2 separate regions of the Homo sapiens genome follow, and region 2 is linked to region 1. The links are chromatin contacts, found by Hi-C or POLR2A ChIA-PET in ENCODE. All regions are on one chromosome and are shown on one strand. Each heading gives the region's core, a stretch centred on a gene start or an enhancer-like site at or near the end of the contact. The rest is flanking DNA. Distances are from core to core; before and after follow the strand shown. Region 1 overlaps USP20 (ubiquitin specific peptidase 20). Region 2 has its middle 75 kb from the start of LINC01503.

What was found. A loop is a pair of places that touch in the nucleus more often than their neighbours do. ChIA-PET counts read pairs that join two places held with the same protein, here RNA polymerase II (POLR2A). Pooled maps may share reads with other maps.
Region 2: a loop to region 1 is called in a map of naive thymus-derived CD4-positive, alpha-beta T cell, with 10 times the contacts of the local background. The contact joins two enhancer-like sites. A Hi-C loop is called at or near these places in 1 of 168 maps with a recorded cell type or tissue (naive thymus-derived CD4-positive, alpha-beta T cell), 1 of 37 single-sample maps with no recorded cell type and 10 of 50 pooled maps. POLR2A ChIA-PET finds 5 or more read pairs at or near these places in 1 of 52 experiments (activated CD4-positive, alpha-beta T cell).

What each region holds. Positions count from the first base shown.
Region 1 is chr9:129,879,531-129,886,844 of GRCh38, reverse strand. It overlaps USP20 (ubiquitin specific peptidase 20), which reads right to left. Exons shown (of 26, transcript NM_001110303.4): 24 at 7,201-7,272; 25 at 6,556-6,732; 26 at 5,017-6,378. The coding sequence ends at 6,572. Among named protein-coding and RNA genes, the nearest start is that of MIR6855, 14 kb to the right of the region's middle. RefSeq lists a silencer at 820-1,069 and enhancers at 1,260-1,309, 1,360-2,041, 1,840-2,149, 2,141-2,435. Within about 2 kb of position 1,649, at least 36 of the 41 ENCODE cell types and tissues checked have a DNase peak (open chromatin) inside an H3K27ac peak, as active enhancers do.
Region 2 is chr9:129,408,673-129,415,986 of GRCh38, reverse strand. No RefSeq gene overlaps it. Among named protein-coding and RNA genes, the nearest start is that of LINC01503, 75 kb to the right of the region's middle. RefSeq lists an enhancer at 283-1,102 and silencers at 1,684-1,823, 1,964-2,173, 2,284-2,453, 2,474-2,553. Within about 2 kb of position 2,791, at least 41 of the 41 ENCODE cell types and tissues checked have a DNase peak (open chromatin) inside an H3K27ac peak, as active enhancers do.

The DNA of each region.
Region 1 (7,314 bases), core at 400-2,899:
TCATTATTTATCTGGTATCACCAGTGCTCAAGCCGGTACTCCTGGTGGCGTGGCTGGAATCACTAGTTTCTGTGAAGCTGCAGGCAGTGCGGAGCTGTTTCACGTGGACAACTCGAAAGGGCAGCAGCCTTGTGCCTGGCACTGGCTGGACATGTGCAGTGGGAGGCCCCGTTTCCACAGCCAGCTTTGAAAATTTCACCCTGGCCTTTTGGGGGAAGATAGGATTGGTTTGTGCCCACACTTCTCTGTGTCCCAAGGGTTTTTTTTTTTTTTTTTTTAGCACTGTTTTAGGAAAACAGTTGTCCAGGAAATGACATATTCGCAGCTACACCAAGTGCAGACCTGGCAGCTCTGCTGATGCCAAGCATCCTCACTTGCGGAGGGCAGGAGGTGAGGGCACCAATATGGGGCCATTGGTAACCTCTAACCACAAGTGCGTGCAGTTGGCTTCAAGGCACCATTGAGAATTGCTGGTTCCCAGTGTGACACAGTGTGGCACAAGGGAACAAGGTGGATCTACTGTTATCCTACCCGAAACCCTCTCCTCTAGGTTGTCAGCAAAAAAGTCCACTTGGGAAGAATATTTCGGGACTGCGCCCAGCCGTCTGTGGGGCGGAGACGGGCTGTCTCCACCTGTGAACCCCCCCATGCCCCACCCGCCCCTGCCGAGCCTTCTCCAAGAGCCGCACCAGCGCTGAGAAGCCTAGAACAGAGCCTGCTGGTTTGGGGCCCCCATTTCCGCGGGTGTGGACATCACAGAGGTCGGGAGCATTGGGGGCGACTAGTTTGTTTTCTGCTGCACTGGGGAAGCCTCTTGAAGTAGGAAGTTCCTGACTCACCGGCTCCGGGGAGGCCACAAGCCTGTGGGGCCGGCTCCTCCAGCGGGTCAGGAAATACCGGCCCGCCCCACGCCCTCCACCCGCCCTGGGCACGCCCGGGCCTGGGAGGCGGCTCCTCCGTCCGCAGAGGTGGTGGGGACCCCTGGCGGGAGCAGACGGCAGAGCGCAGCAGTGGAGGGAGCAAGAAGGGCCCCCTGCGATGAGGAACGAGATGGCGGTGGACAGAGGCAGGATTCGGTCGTGCCCCCAGCTTTTTTTAAATTGAAGCGAAAGACTCAGAAATCGTGAAATGTATGGGACAGCCTGGAAGCTCCACTTTGAACTGCTGCTGCCAGAGAAGGATGGTGGGAAAGAGCCACCATCCAGACGGGTTCCCTGGCTCTGCGCACTCGCCTGGGGGAGGCCTCCTTTTCCCTGGTCCTAAAACGCTTTCCCGATAGGGGAGGCAGGGATCTGTGTTGCCAGCGCCCTCTGAGACCCGGGATGAGCGTGTGAAGGCTGCCAGCAGGCACGTGGCAGCCCCTTGGTGTGTCAGCTGCTTCTCCAGGGTCCCACTGAGTGCCCATTCGGCCTTGACTTGAGCACTCCTGCCTCCCGTTAGACCTCCAGATGGTATAGTGACCTCCGCCGGGGACATCTCCGGACCACAAAAGGTACAGAAGAAGCAGAGGAAGGACCCTATCCTTGTCCTCAGAGCTAAGGGGCCGAAAGCTGTGGGAGGAAACACGGACCCACTGTCCCCGTCGGGGATGGGGAAGGCTCCCTTCCTCCCTGCGGCACCTGCTGGACGGACGTCTCAGCCTAGGACAGGGCCGCATCCCTTCAGTCCGCACAGCCCCTGGCTGCCACGCTGTGCCGAGCCCTGCCCTTGAGAACCTGTTTCCAGTTCCAGCTCTCCACAGGCCCCCTCATCTAGGCTGGTCCCGGGTCAAATCGAAGGAAGGAATGGAGGCTGCACCCTGAGAAACCCTGGGACACCCTTCCAGAACATACATTGCCTAGGCTGTCTACTGCTCCTAGCTTTCCCCAAAGGCGTGTGTTTCTTCTGCGCCCAGCTCACCCTTGCTCCGTCCAGGTAGCAGGTGTCTCTCTGTGTAGGTGAAGTTGCAGAAGGGACGAGCCAGAGGGGGCTGTGATTCCGAAACCTCTGCTCACTTCCCCCAAGGCTCTCTGGGGCTCAAAATTAGGTAGCATTAAGACCCTCAGGATAATTTATGTTTGCACTGAATTTAAAACAGAACAAAGGTAGGAACTACACTTTTTGGGTGGCTGCGCCTTGCAAATGTATTCGGATGCAGGTTTGTGAGCAGCGCCATGGCCGACAGAACCACAGGCAGGCGGCAGGTCTCCTGCAGCCTCCCCCACGGTGCAGGGGCGCCTTTCCGGCTCCTCTAAGAAGCGCTGCTGAAGCCACGCCCTGGCTTAGCGCGGAGGAGGAGCCACCGTGGGGCACCGTGGGGAGCGAGGCCTGAGCCCCGCCTCCCCAGTCACCGAGCACTTCCTGTCCCTGCTCAGTAATCAAGCACAGACTTCAGATCTTGGCATCTCAGTCTGAACTCCTTAAAAGCCAGGTATTTTAAAAGAAACGTTTTAAGGCAAATTGGTACCTATTTCCAGCCCACCTTTCTGTAGTGCAAGAACTGTCTCCAAACCTCCTAAATAAATCTTCCAGACAAAACTTTCATTCTCATTTTCCATGTTCAATGTCAATCACGTGGATTGACACATATCTAACCTTCAAATGTAAACAAAGCCAAAAATATTGCTTAGAGATTCCCACATAAAGACAAAGGTTGCTTTTTCCTCTTCCGGGAACGCTGTCTACAGGCACTCAGCATGGCCCAGTTTCCCAAACCGTCATAGGCTTTCCTAGAATACAGCCTCTAACAGCACTAGGCCGGCCCGAACCCCTGGGAAGAGAATCGTTTACCTTTATACCAAGATTGGGAAACTGCCAAAGTCTGCACATGGCATGGGCCTGGGCTGACTCCGAGGGGTTTGTGCTGTGAGACCTAAAGCTCCTATGAGACTGCCCCAAAGCAAAAACATGTCAGCAAGCGGCCAGGCGTGGTGGCTCACGCCTGTAATCCCAGCACTTTGGGAGGCTGAGGCAGAAGGATCACTTGAGCCTAGGAGTTCGAGGCCAGCCTGGGCAACACAGTGAGACCCTGTCTACAAACAAAAAACCCATCAGCAGTGCATCTGGTGCTTCTGTGTGAACGTGTTCCCGACAGGATCAAGTGTGCCTTCCTCATCAAGGAGCAGAAAGTTGCTGGGAAGGTGTTAAGGGCAGGAGCACAGTCAGAAAGCTCAATTTTAAAATGATGTTTTGGCCGGGTGTGGTGGCTCATGCCTGTAATCCCAGCACTTTGGGAGGCTGAGGCAGGCAGATCACAAGGTCATGAGATCGAGACCATCCTAGCTAACACCGTGAAACCCCGTCTCTACTAAAAATAAATAAAATAAAAAATAAAATTAGCCAGGCGTCGTGGCACATGCCTGTAGACCCAGCTACTCCAGAGGCTGAGGCAGGAGAATTGCTTGAACCCCAGGAGGCAGAGGTTGCAGTGAGTTGAGATTATACCACTGCACTCCAGCCTGGGCAACAGAGTGAGACTCTGTCTCAAAAAATAATAATAAAATGAAGCTTTTTTCAGGAAAAAAAAAAAAAAAAAAGGCGGGATGAGGGAACCACATGCAAAGAGCCACCTCTGGGGTCAGGCAAGGTGGCCGACTCCGGAGGGGCCCCAGGCTTTCCATGGAACTGGCAATGTGTCATCTTGGTTCCTTGTCACCGTGTTATCCTTGCATACGCTGAAATGTTTCTGTACGCTCGTATCTGATAGCGGCAGGGAAGCAGAAGCCTAGGGGAGCCAGGGTGACATCATTTTGAGTTCGGCTCCACCTAAAACTAGCAAGGGAGGCTGGGCCCGGTGGCTCACACCTGTAATCCCAGCACTTTGAGAGGCCGAGGTAGGCAGATCGCTTGAGGTCAGGAGTTCGAGACCAGCCTGGCTAACATGGTGAAACCTTGTCTCTCCTAAAAATACAAAACTTATCCAGATGTGGTGACACATGCTTGTAATCCCAGCTACTTGGGAGGCTGAGGCAGGAGAATCGCTTGAACCTGGGAGGCAGAGGTTGCTGTGAGCCGAGATCGTGCCACTGCACCCCAGCCTGAGCAACATAGCGAGACTCCATCTCAAAAAACAAAAAATTAGGCACAGTCCAGGCCAGTCACAACCTAAGATGTTTACGTCTGAGGAAGCAGCTACGTAACGCCTGCGAGGACAAACTCCTACGATGGAGAAGGTTCAGATGCCACACAACAGTGTATGCTTGAAGATGACCACAGTGAGGCTTCGATGTGCTTATGCACTAAGATGCCAAGGATGGCTTTCTTTAAATCAACAGAGCAATCCACTGTGTCAGGCTGTCAGCCCACCTGACAGACACAGCGTAGCTTTTCTATAGCTAAGACCCCTACATAAGAGGAGTTGAAAACAGCGACGGGCATCCCTCCACTTGCTTTCTGAGGACGCTCTACTCTGTACCTGAGCAGCTTTCAGTAAACTCTTCTCAGTGAACTCTGCGACTCACCTTGAGTTTCTTCCTGCATGAGATCCAAGAACCTTCTCTAGGGGTCTGGATCGGAACCCCTTTTTCCTGCAACAATGGGATTTCACAAATAAATGTTGATAAGTTATATATAAAAATCTCAAGTTCTTCTCTCCCCCAAAATGAGACCCAACAAAAAACTCAGACTACTGAACACCAGTATTGCTGAACGCCCAGGGCCAGTGTGCAAAGGGGAGGTAACCCCCTGCTCACGGCCACTCTGGAGCCGCCTGTCTGGGTGGCTGGAGGGAGACTAGCCTGTGGGATGTGCTGGCCTCAATCACTGGCCACATCTGGCCCTACTTCTCTGAGGCTGGGGCTGATTCCAGGAAAGGAGATGCCAATAGGCCTTTATAGCAGCTGGGTCCCCTCTTCTGCTCACCTCCACAGCCTCCAGGTGGTCTCTGGTTTCAGAAAGCCACATGGAAAGCCCCCTCCTGGGCCTGGTGATGTGCAATGTGAGCCCCAGGGCTTGGCGGGCTGTCCGCGTGGCGGAGAGCCTCACCTTCCCTCCAGTAACAGAACTGCAGTGAAGGAGAGACGACTGTGTGGCCGTGGGAACATTTATTCTGTGTTTATTCTGACATTTTGAACACAAACTAGACAGCACAGACATGGGGCCCGATCCCAGCCTGCACAGAAGCCTCTCTGCGTCGCGACAGTGCAGCGTGCGGCCTCTGGCTGCAGCGCCGGCTTTCAGAAGGCTGGGGCCAATGCCAGGGGAACCCCAGGCTCAGCAGGGAGGGAGCAGGATCTGGGACAGAAGATCCGAAAAGTGAGGCCTCAGGGCCTCTGCGGGACCCACCTGCTGGAATTTCCACCACCACCTGCTTCTACAAAGACTGATAGAAACAAAGACGCAGTAGTGTGGGGGGTCTGGTCCCAGAGCCCCTTCCCCACCCACGCCCCGTCTGCTTTGATCCTGATGATGGTCGCACCTCGCCCTGGCGGTTTCTCCAGGGGCTTTGGTGCCTTGCTGTGCTCAGTGGCTCCCTCCACTCAGCATCCAGAGGCTGCTTCCCAGGATCCACCTGAGCGCTGCACCCTGCACAGCCCCCACATCCCTCCAGGTGGGCTCTGCACTGCTGCTGCTGGGAGGAAGGGAAAGTCTGTCTTCTTTAGCATCAGCTCGGGAAGCTGCCTTTGCCTCAAATGGCCAAGCTGTGAGGTATCCCTGTTTCATCATCCGGTTCCCTGGTGGGGGCTCAGCAAATTTCCCATGAAGATGAACTGCTGAACTTCGAGGCAAATTACAGCCAATCCAGGGGGCAGGCTCAGCAGGACGCGGTGTGGGGGACCAGCTGCCTCCAGAAACATCCCCCACTGGCAGAAATCCAACCTCCTCCTGGTGTTCCAATCAGCAATGAGTCCAGAGTCTTCAGTCTGCAGGAGAAGTGCTGAGAGCAGCCCGGGACTTCAGAGCCTTCCTGGTGACGCCCAGGAGATGCAGAGGTGCGGCGGGACCACCAGGGAGGACCTGTGAGCTCCTCACTGGCCAGGGCTTCTGGCTGCGCTCACCGGCCCTGAGCAGCTCCCTCCGAGTCTTCGGGGCTCCGGGCCAATCGCACAGTGGAGACGCCGTGAAGCAGCAGCTACTCCCTGACTCTGGCCCAGGCCGCAGCCTCTGTCTGACAGGGGTAGCATCGGGCTCCAGGGACAAAGCTGGGCCGAGCTAGCAAGAGGACAGTTGTGGGGGACACAACGATGACAGTGACTGGCAGAGGCACTGCCAGGACAAAGACCCAAATTAACGTCACAGAGTCTTGGTCGTTTCAACAAGCCTGAAGTGCATATATTTTCTAGTTGCAGCGTTACTGCAAACCAAACCAACTTTTCTGCCTCTTTACACGGCGGGGTTCTGCAGCAGCCCGGCCTCTCTTCTGGGCACAAACACGCCTTCCGCGGGGTGGGGCACATGGGGCTGTGGGGACACGGGCACTCAGCAGTGGGGCCGGGCCATGTCCAGGGCCCTCCCACATCCTCCAGGAAGGTGCTTTCAGGGACCTGCTCTTTGGATGTTCAAAAGGACATGTGAGGGTCTCTGGAGAGTGAGGAGAGGACCCAGAGTGCCATGGAGGGACCAGCCGGGGCGACTTACAGACTAGCCCAGCAGATCACACGGCCCGCGTCTCGGCTTCGATCTTCTGCTCCCCGTGCAGGTTCTCTGGGCCCAGCGGCTGCGCCACACTCTGGCGGATGGCAATCTCGGGGCCACCTCCATACAGGCTGTTCAGGTAGGTCCAGGTCTCCTCCGAAATCTGCCCGTAGTCAGCTCCTGCAGGGCACGAGAGGCACCCCTAGGCTCACCTTTGCCTCCTCAAGGAAGCCACCGGCCTGGGCAGTGGGGGCTCCGCAGGGCCAGGCCCCGAAGCGGGAAGACGGCAACCAGGGCTTCTATGCAAAGCTGTCAGATGGAAATCAGGATTTCCCAGAGGAATGTCCATCCCGCTAAGGGCCCCGGATAACACATCTCTGGCTGTGTCCCTTGTTCCTGGGGGTGGGGCTGACATAAACAGCAGGGTGGGCAAGGCCAGCAGCAGGCAGAGGGGTGGGACCTGGAGGACACAAGCAGAGACCAAGCCCCTTGGGCCATCTCTCAGCCGCCTGGGTCTGGACTCAGGTGGACGTCTCAGCCTGACTCTAAGACAGGTGGTAAGGGGGCTCCTGGAAGGACGGGACTGGGCAGCAGCCTGGCAGCCAGGAAGGGCAGAGAGGAGCCTGGCTGACCCCAGGGGGAACTCACCCTGCTTCAGCTGGACATGGCCGCTTCCTTTGACCTGTGCAATCCTGCTGTTGTCAATGGGCCCGGGGGGCTCTGCAACAGACACAGCGGGCTCGGGTTCAGCCCCTGCCATGC
Region 2 (7,314 bases), core at 1,542-4,041, 470 kb after region 1:
CCTCTCTGAGGCTCTGCCCCTTCATCTGTGAAAGTGGGATCATCGTGGTCTTTACCTCACTTGGTTGTTTTGAGGGCAGAATTAGATAAGGAAATGTACAGACCTCGGTGGAGTACCTGGCACTGAGTAAGTTCACAATCAATGGTGGTTGTGATTATTATCCCCATTTGCCAGATGGGAAGACTGAGGCTCAAAGCAGCTCAGGGACTTGCCTCGGATTACACAATGGGTTGGTGGCAGAACCCCTGGCCTCGGCTTCTCCTGACCCCAGTCCAGTGCTCCTTTCCTGGAGGCTGGACCAAAGATGAACCTGCCTTGGGACACAGCCAGCCCCAGAGTGTCAGAGACCCAAGGTGGCCATCCTGGGTCACACCAGCTCCAATGACAGCTTCTATGTTCTAGCACCTACTGTGCACCAGATGCCATGCCACGAGCTTGTGTGCACCACCTCCAGGAGCCATCACCACCTGTGACACGGGCACTGCGCTATCCCTGTTGTCCAGATACACAAGCTGTGGCTTCGGCAGAGCCGGGATCCACCGCCAGGACTGTCTGGTCCTGGAATCCCGGTTCTCAGCACAGGCTACTGCTGGGCCAAGGTGGGGCTTCTCTAGACTGTAGCGACAGCTCCCAGGCGCCTTCTCCCTATGTGTTCATCTTCTCCTTCAAGGAGAGACGGCAATATGGCACCCAGACCTCCACCGTGGATCCTAAGTCTTCTGGACACCAGACAAGTTTCCCCTGCAGGGCGGGGTTCCTTTCTCACATCTGGAAAAGGGGGGTGGGGGAAGGAGGGAAGAAGAAACATCAGCCCTAGCCCCTCCCTCCCTTCAGCCAGCACAGGGCCGCAGTGGGGGCTCAGGCTGCTAGGCGATGGTGGCAGGAAGGAGGTTTGAAGCATGCGGTCCCCCTTCCCCGCACACCCTGTCTACATTCCCATCTGGTCAGCCTGCTCGCTGAAAGTTGAAGTCCGCCTTGTACAAAAAACAAAAGCCTCCCCTTTCCAATGCAGAAAGCCCCAGAGACCGGGGCCACTCCGCTTGCCTTCTCTCTTGGCCAGTGTGGCCAGGACAGGGGCCGGGGAAGTGACAGCTGCCCTGCTCAGGGGAGAGAGATCCCAGTCCTGGCTCGGGTCCTCTCTGGGGCCATACCCCAGGAGCAGCTCGCGGAGCCTGTCCCCGCTGACTCCCACCGGCTCCCGCCTCGCCCGGCAGCCCAGGCCCCGCGACCCCTCCCCCTAGGACCTCCCAGCCTGGCCATCCGAGATGACCTTTGCCCCTTCCCCACAGAAGCCCAGACCTCTGACCCTTATTAAAAACAAACCAAACAAAATCTGGAGAGAAAAAAAATTCTCCACAAACACCTGAGAGATGATCGCGTGTCCCCGGCGCACGTACACACACACACGAGCACACACACCCCAGCCTCAGACACGCGAGGCCGCCTCCACATAAACACGCTGCTGGAGGGCGGGTTTTGTTTATGAAACGTCCAGGTTTCTCTCAACTTTGGGACGGGTGTGGACTGTTTCAGAGTTTTCTGCGGGATGAGGGAGCCTGCGGGCGGCAAGGATGTATTTTCTGCTTTGTGCTCTTTGCTGGTTCAATCCGGGGAGGGGGATACGTGAACAAAAGGACCAGGAAACCCAGGAAGGGGGCCCCGGGGCAGCACCCCCACCCCCAGGGGAGGTCGGGCTCCGGGAGGGCAGCCCCGGGGCCTGGGAAGCCCGGACTGGGCCTGAGCTCCGGAGGGCAGGGCTGCTAGCCCGTGTCCCCTCCGCGTCCCCGCGCTGGGCCCAGGGTCTGTCGCTTCGAAAACGTCTGGGACCGCTGGGCCGGGGTTCCTGCCCCCTCCTCTCCTGGCCTACAGCGCCTGGAAACCAAGGAATCCGCCCGGAACAATGGCAGGGCGGCTTTCCAAAGGCAAACAAGGAACGATTTGGCTTTTCCTTCCCCCGGCCCCCGAACCACCACCTAAGCGGGCGGCAGGGGCAGGTCTGGGGGTCCAGGTGGCCCCGGCGCGGCGACGGGACACACCCGCGACGCCCTCGTGGGCCAGGCCCCGCTGCGCATGCGCGGGTTGGGGCGCAGGCGGCCGCGGCCGCCCGCGCAGCCTCGCTCTGGCCCGGTCTCCGTGGCAACGGGCTGGGGGGAGGGGCCGGGCGGCGCGGGCCGCGGTGGCTGCTATTTCTGCCGCTTCCTGTTCCTCGTGGCCACGTCGCCATGGCAACGGTGTTACTCACCGCGGCCGCTTCCCGGCTCGGCTGGCGCGCGTGACCCCGGCCGCTCGCGCCCCCTCGTCTCTCACTTGCTGTGTTTTCCCCTCTTCCCCCGGGCGTCCTCCTCCTGCACCCCGGGTCCCCCAAGCAGCGCGCCCCGGTGCCCCCCACCCTTCCCCCTCCTCCCCGGTGCCCACGGCCCGGGACGAGGGGGAGGGAGATTGATGGGGGACGCTTATTAAAAAACATTGTAACCGTTTCCGTTTTTATTACGTTGACAAGGGAGCGTTATTTACTGTTATTGTTTGCCGAGCGGGCCGCGCCGGAGCTCGGGCGGCCCCCCGGGAGCTCACCTTCAGGCCGCGGCGGGCGGGGGCCGGGGCGGGGGGCAGGGCGAGAGCAGGGGGCGTCGGGCGGCCGCGCACCCCGGGGCCCTGCTCCTCGCCCCTTCCCCCGCCACCCCGTCCGGGCCCCGCGGCGGGGCGCGTTGGCGCGGGGAGGGACTGCAGAGGCCCGGTGACTCGCGTTGAAGGAGAAAGGCAACAAAAAATAAAAAAGGAACAGATGACTTCATTCTCGGGAAGGCTCCGTCCTACACGGACCAATTTCCTGGGGACTGTGGTGGAACAGCCCTGCTGCCGTTGGAAGCACTTAAAACTAAACCAGATAAAGACCAGAACATTCTGGGCCCTGCTGAACCAAGCCAGGGCAGGCTGCCGGGGCATGCAATTTCTGGCCACATGGGGAGGTGGGTGGCCTCCCTCCACCCTCAAAGGGCGCCTGGCTTCCAGTGTCCCAAGATTGCGGGTCCTGTGGGGAGGTGTCCACCGGGATCAGATGGGCCTGAAGGACGCCCCCAAGCCCCTGCTGGGATGTTAATGTCATCCTGCTAATTAAAGTTTGTGATTCTGTTCCTAACTCAGCTCCCCACTCTTGGACATTATCAGCTCAAATGCATACAGTTGCTGCTCTGGACAGGGAAGCCAGAGGAAAAAGCCTCTGCAGTGCACACCATACCATGGGTTCAGAAAAACAAATGTTGGCCGGGCACGGCCCGCCTGTAATCCCAGCACTTCGGGAGGCCGAGGCAGGAGGATCACTTGAGGCCAGGAGTTTGAAACCAGCCTAGTCAACATGGCAAAACCCAGTCTCTACTAAAAATACAAAAATTAGGCGTGGTGGTGCACGCCTGTAATCCCCGCTACTAGGGAGGCTGAGGCATGAGAATCACTTGAACCTGGGAGGTAGAGGTTGCAGTGAGCCAAGATCATGCCACTGCACTCCATCCTGGGCAACAGAGCAAGACTCCATCTCAAAAAATAAAAATAAAAAAGTGTTTACACTTACAAGCAACTCCTAGTGAACAACCCAGGTTTTGGAAACAACTTTCAGAGACCCCTTTAGCCTGTTTCATGTTTTCTTTTTCTTTTTCTCTTCCAAGGACATGCGGTTAGCCTTTGGTCACGGAGACCTTTGCCCTTTCAAGATAAAGTGATCTTCAGCTCTCTTCCCAGCACCAGCCGCTCTCAGCTGCACAGCCCTCCCTGAATGTGTGAACCAAAGTCACTGGTTCCAAGAAGAAAGAGCATCCTCCATCCCCACCCCACCCCCACCCCCACCCCACCCCACTCCCACCCCATCCCACCCCAGCGCTTGTGGAGTGTAAGACAGAGGTTCCCAGCCCTGAGATACGGACAGGCATCGGGCAGGCCTATACCTCCCTCCACGCCGAGTCACCAGCACTCACCCCACAGGCTGACCGTCCACGCAGAGCTGGTGGTGGGTTCAGAGGGTTTAGCTGATGCGAGAGTCGGAGCCCTGGGCAAAGTTTGTGACAAAATGACAGTAGACACCCAGTGTTGCAGAACCCCAGATCTGGGAGGACTTCGGAGATTACCCAGACCAACTACCCCCACTTCTTGTTTTACAGTTGGGCAAACTGAGGCCTGGAGAGGGGAAGGAGATGGGGCTAAGATGCGCCACCAGCTGGTGATAGAGCCTAGATGGGACCGTGGCGCTGTGCCTTCCATTCAGGTGCTGGTTGCCCCACTCTTTCATCTGTGGAATTATCTGTATGATCAGAAGTTTGGGGCTGGGGGCAGGACAACTGTCAGTCAGGGGCCACTGTCGCCAGAGTGCTAGGGTTCAAATCCTTCCTTCTCAGCGAAGCCTTGGGCCAGCGAGTTCTTCTCTCCAAGACTTGGCCTCTTTATGTGTTAAGTAATGGGGGTAATAACTGACCCTGGGCCGGGCGTGGTGGCTCACGCCTGTAATCCCAGCACTTTAGGAGGATGAGGAGGGCGGATCACTTGAGGCCAGGAGTTCAGGACCAGCCGAGTCAGCATGGTGAAAACCCATCTCTCCTAAAAATACAAAAATTAGCTGGGCGTGGTGGCGGGCACCTGTAATTCCAGCTACTTGGGAGGCTGAGGGAAGAGAATCACTTGGACCTGGGAGGCAGAGGTTGAAATGAGCAGAGATTGCGTCACTGCACTCCAGTCTGGGTGACAGAAAGAGACTCCGTCAAATAAATAAATAAATAAATAAATAACAGAGCCTGCTCTGAGTTTGTCTTAAGGAAGAAAGGCCATGACGCAGGTGAGGGCCCTGGACTGACCTGGTACTTTCTAGAACTTAACTGATGCAACCATGGCGATGCTGGTGGTGGTGGTGGTTGTAGTGGGTTAAATGGTGCACCCCCCAACCAAATATGTCCACACCCTAATCCCTGGAACCTGTGAATGTGACGTTATTTGGAAAAAAGGGTCTTTGTTGATGTCATTAAGTTATGGATCTTGGGAGGAGGTCACCCTCGATGACCTAAGTGGGGCCTAAATGTCATCACAAGTGCCTACGGAAGAGGAGAAGCTGTGTGTAGACGTAGGCAGAGGGTGGAGTGATGCAGCCACGAGCCAAGGAGCACCTAGAGCTGCCAGAAACTGGAAGCAGCAGGAAGGGTCCTCCCCGAGCCTGCTGAAGACCTTTGGCCTTCAGAACAGCAAGAGAATCATCTGTGTTGTTGTAAGCCACCAGGTTTGTAGTGATGTGTTCCTCAGCCGTAAGGAAGGAAACAAATACAGGAGTGTTGAGGTTGAGGATGAGGATAGGGTGATGATAATGATGGTGGTTGTGATGTTGATGGTGGTGATGGTGATGGTGGCTGTGATGTTGATGGTGGTGGTGATGCTGATGGTGGTGGTGATGGTGATGGTGGTGGTGGTGATGGTGGTGATGCTGATGGTGGTGGCGGTGGTGATGGTGATGTTGGTGGTGGTGATGCTGATGACGGTGGTGATGCTGATGGTGGTTGTGATGTTGGTGGTGATGCTGATGGTGGTGGTGGTGGTGGTGGTGATGCTGATGGTGGTTGTGATGGTGATGGTGGTGGTGGTGTTGATGGTGGTGGTGATGCTGATGGTGGTGGTGATGTTGATGGTGGTGGTGATGTTGATGGTGGTTGTGATGCTGATGGTGGTGGTTGTGATGTTGATGGTGGTGGTGATGCTGATGGTGGTTATATTCTCCTGCTAGAGCCGTCTGACGGTTCCAGAGGCCCGAGGTCCACAGTAAGGGCGTGGGCAGGACCATGCTGCCTCTGAAGGCCCCGGGGAAGCCTCCGTCCCAGGCTTCTCTCCAGCTTCTGGCAGCCTTGGCGTGTGGCTGTGTCACTCCTGTCCTCCGGTCCTCCCATCCTTCTGCCCTTCATCTTGACGTCATCTTCATTCTGCCATGTCTGTTCACCTTTCCCCTTTTTATAGGAACCTCACTCTTATTGGATTAGGGCTCCCCAACGACCTCACCTTAACCTGGTTACCTCTGTAAAGACCACACAAAGCCGCATTCTGAGGGACTGGAGTTAGGACTTGAGCCTATCTTTTTTTTTTTTTTTTTTTTTTTTAAGACGGAGTTTTGCTCTTGTTGCGCAGGCTGAAGTGCATTGGCGCAGTCTCGGCTCACTGCAACCTCCGCTTCCTGGATACAGGCAATTCTCATGCCTCAGTCTCCCAAGTAGCTGGGATTACAGGCACCCGCCAACATGCCCAACTAATTTTTTGTATTTTTAGTAGAGCTGGGGTTTCACCATTTTGGCCAAGCTGGTCTGGAACTCCTGACCTCAGGTGATCTACCCGCCTCGGCCTCCTAAAGTGCTGGGATTACAGGCATGAGCCACCGCGCCTGGCCGAACCTATCTTTCGGGGGGACACAATTTCCCTCACAATAGTGGTGATAATGGAGGTGATGGCAGTTGGTCATGGAGGTGATGATTGTAGTCATGGAGATGACAGTGACCGCCATGGTGATGGTCCTAGGCCTCAGTCCTGGACCCCCAAACCCTGCAGCTGCTCCTTGGGGTGCAGTGGTTAGTTCAGAGGGTCTCTGGGGGTCCAGAGCCTGTTCTCAGCGGTGGAGAGCAGGGTTGGATTGTCAGCTGAAGGAGCAGAGAGGTGAGAAAGAAGATCCCAGGGTGCTATTGCCAAGTTAGTGTCCCTTTTGCACCCTTCTGAAGCTCTGCCAGCCACCAGCGGTAAGATCTGTGCAAGCCCTCTAACCTCTGTCAGCCGCTGGTTGAGACGTGGGGTTGTGGAGGGAGCCCCTCAGCCCCAGGCCTCTGGGAGTCTGGGATGGCACCCGGTGGAGACATGGGAGCTCAGCCGCCTTGGCCAAGAGGGCGTCCATTGGGGTGAGAGGACAGCGAGGCTGGGGGGCAGGTATGGGTGAGAGAGCTCTCCCTGCTTCTCTGCACCTGACTTGTCCCTGTCACGTGCAAGCCCTTGCTATTTTTATACACAGCTAAGTCAGTGCTTGTCTCTGGCCCCACCCCGCTGCCAGAAACCTCCCAGAGGGTAGGGACCATGATCCGAACGTCTTTGAGTTGCCCAGAGCATGACCAGGTCCTGCACAAATGCAGAGTGAACCTGGACTGTTTTTTTCTGGAAGAACAGCAAGTGCCTCCCTTGTCCCTCCATCTGGGCACTACGGAGATAAGACCGGAGAAGCCAGCTGCTTTTGGATGGGATCTTTCTCTGCCAGGCCCTGGGCTACCCAAGGAAGCTGGGCAGAACCGCAAAGTCAGCCTGGCCTGGCCTTTCTTCTGG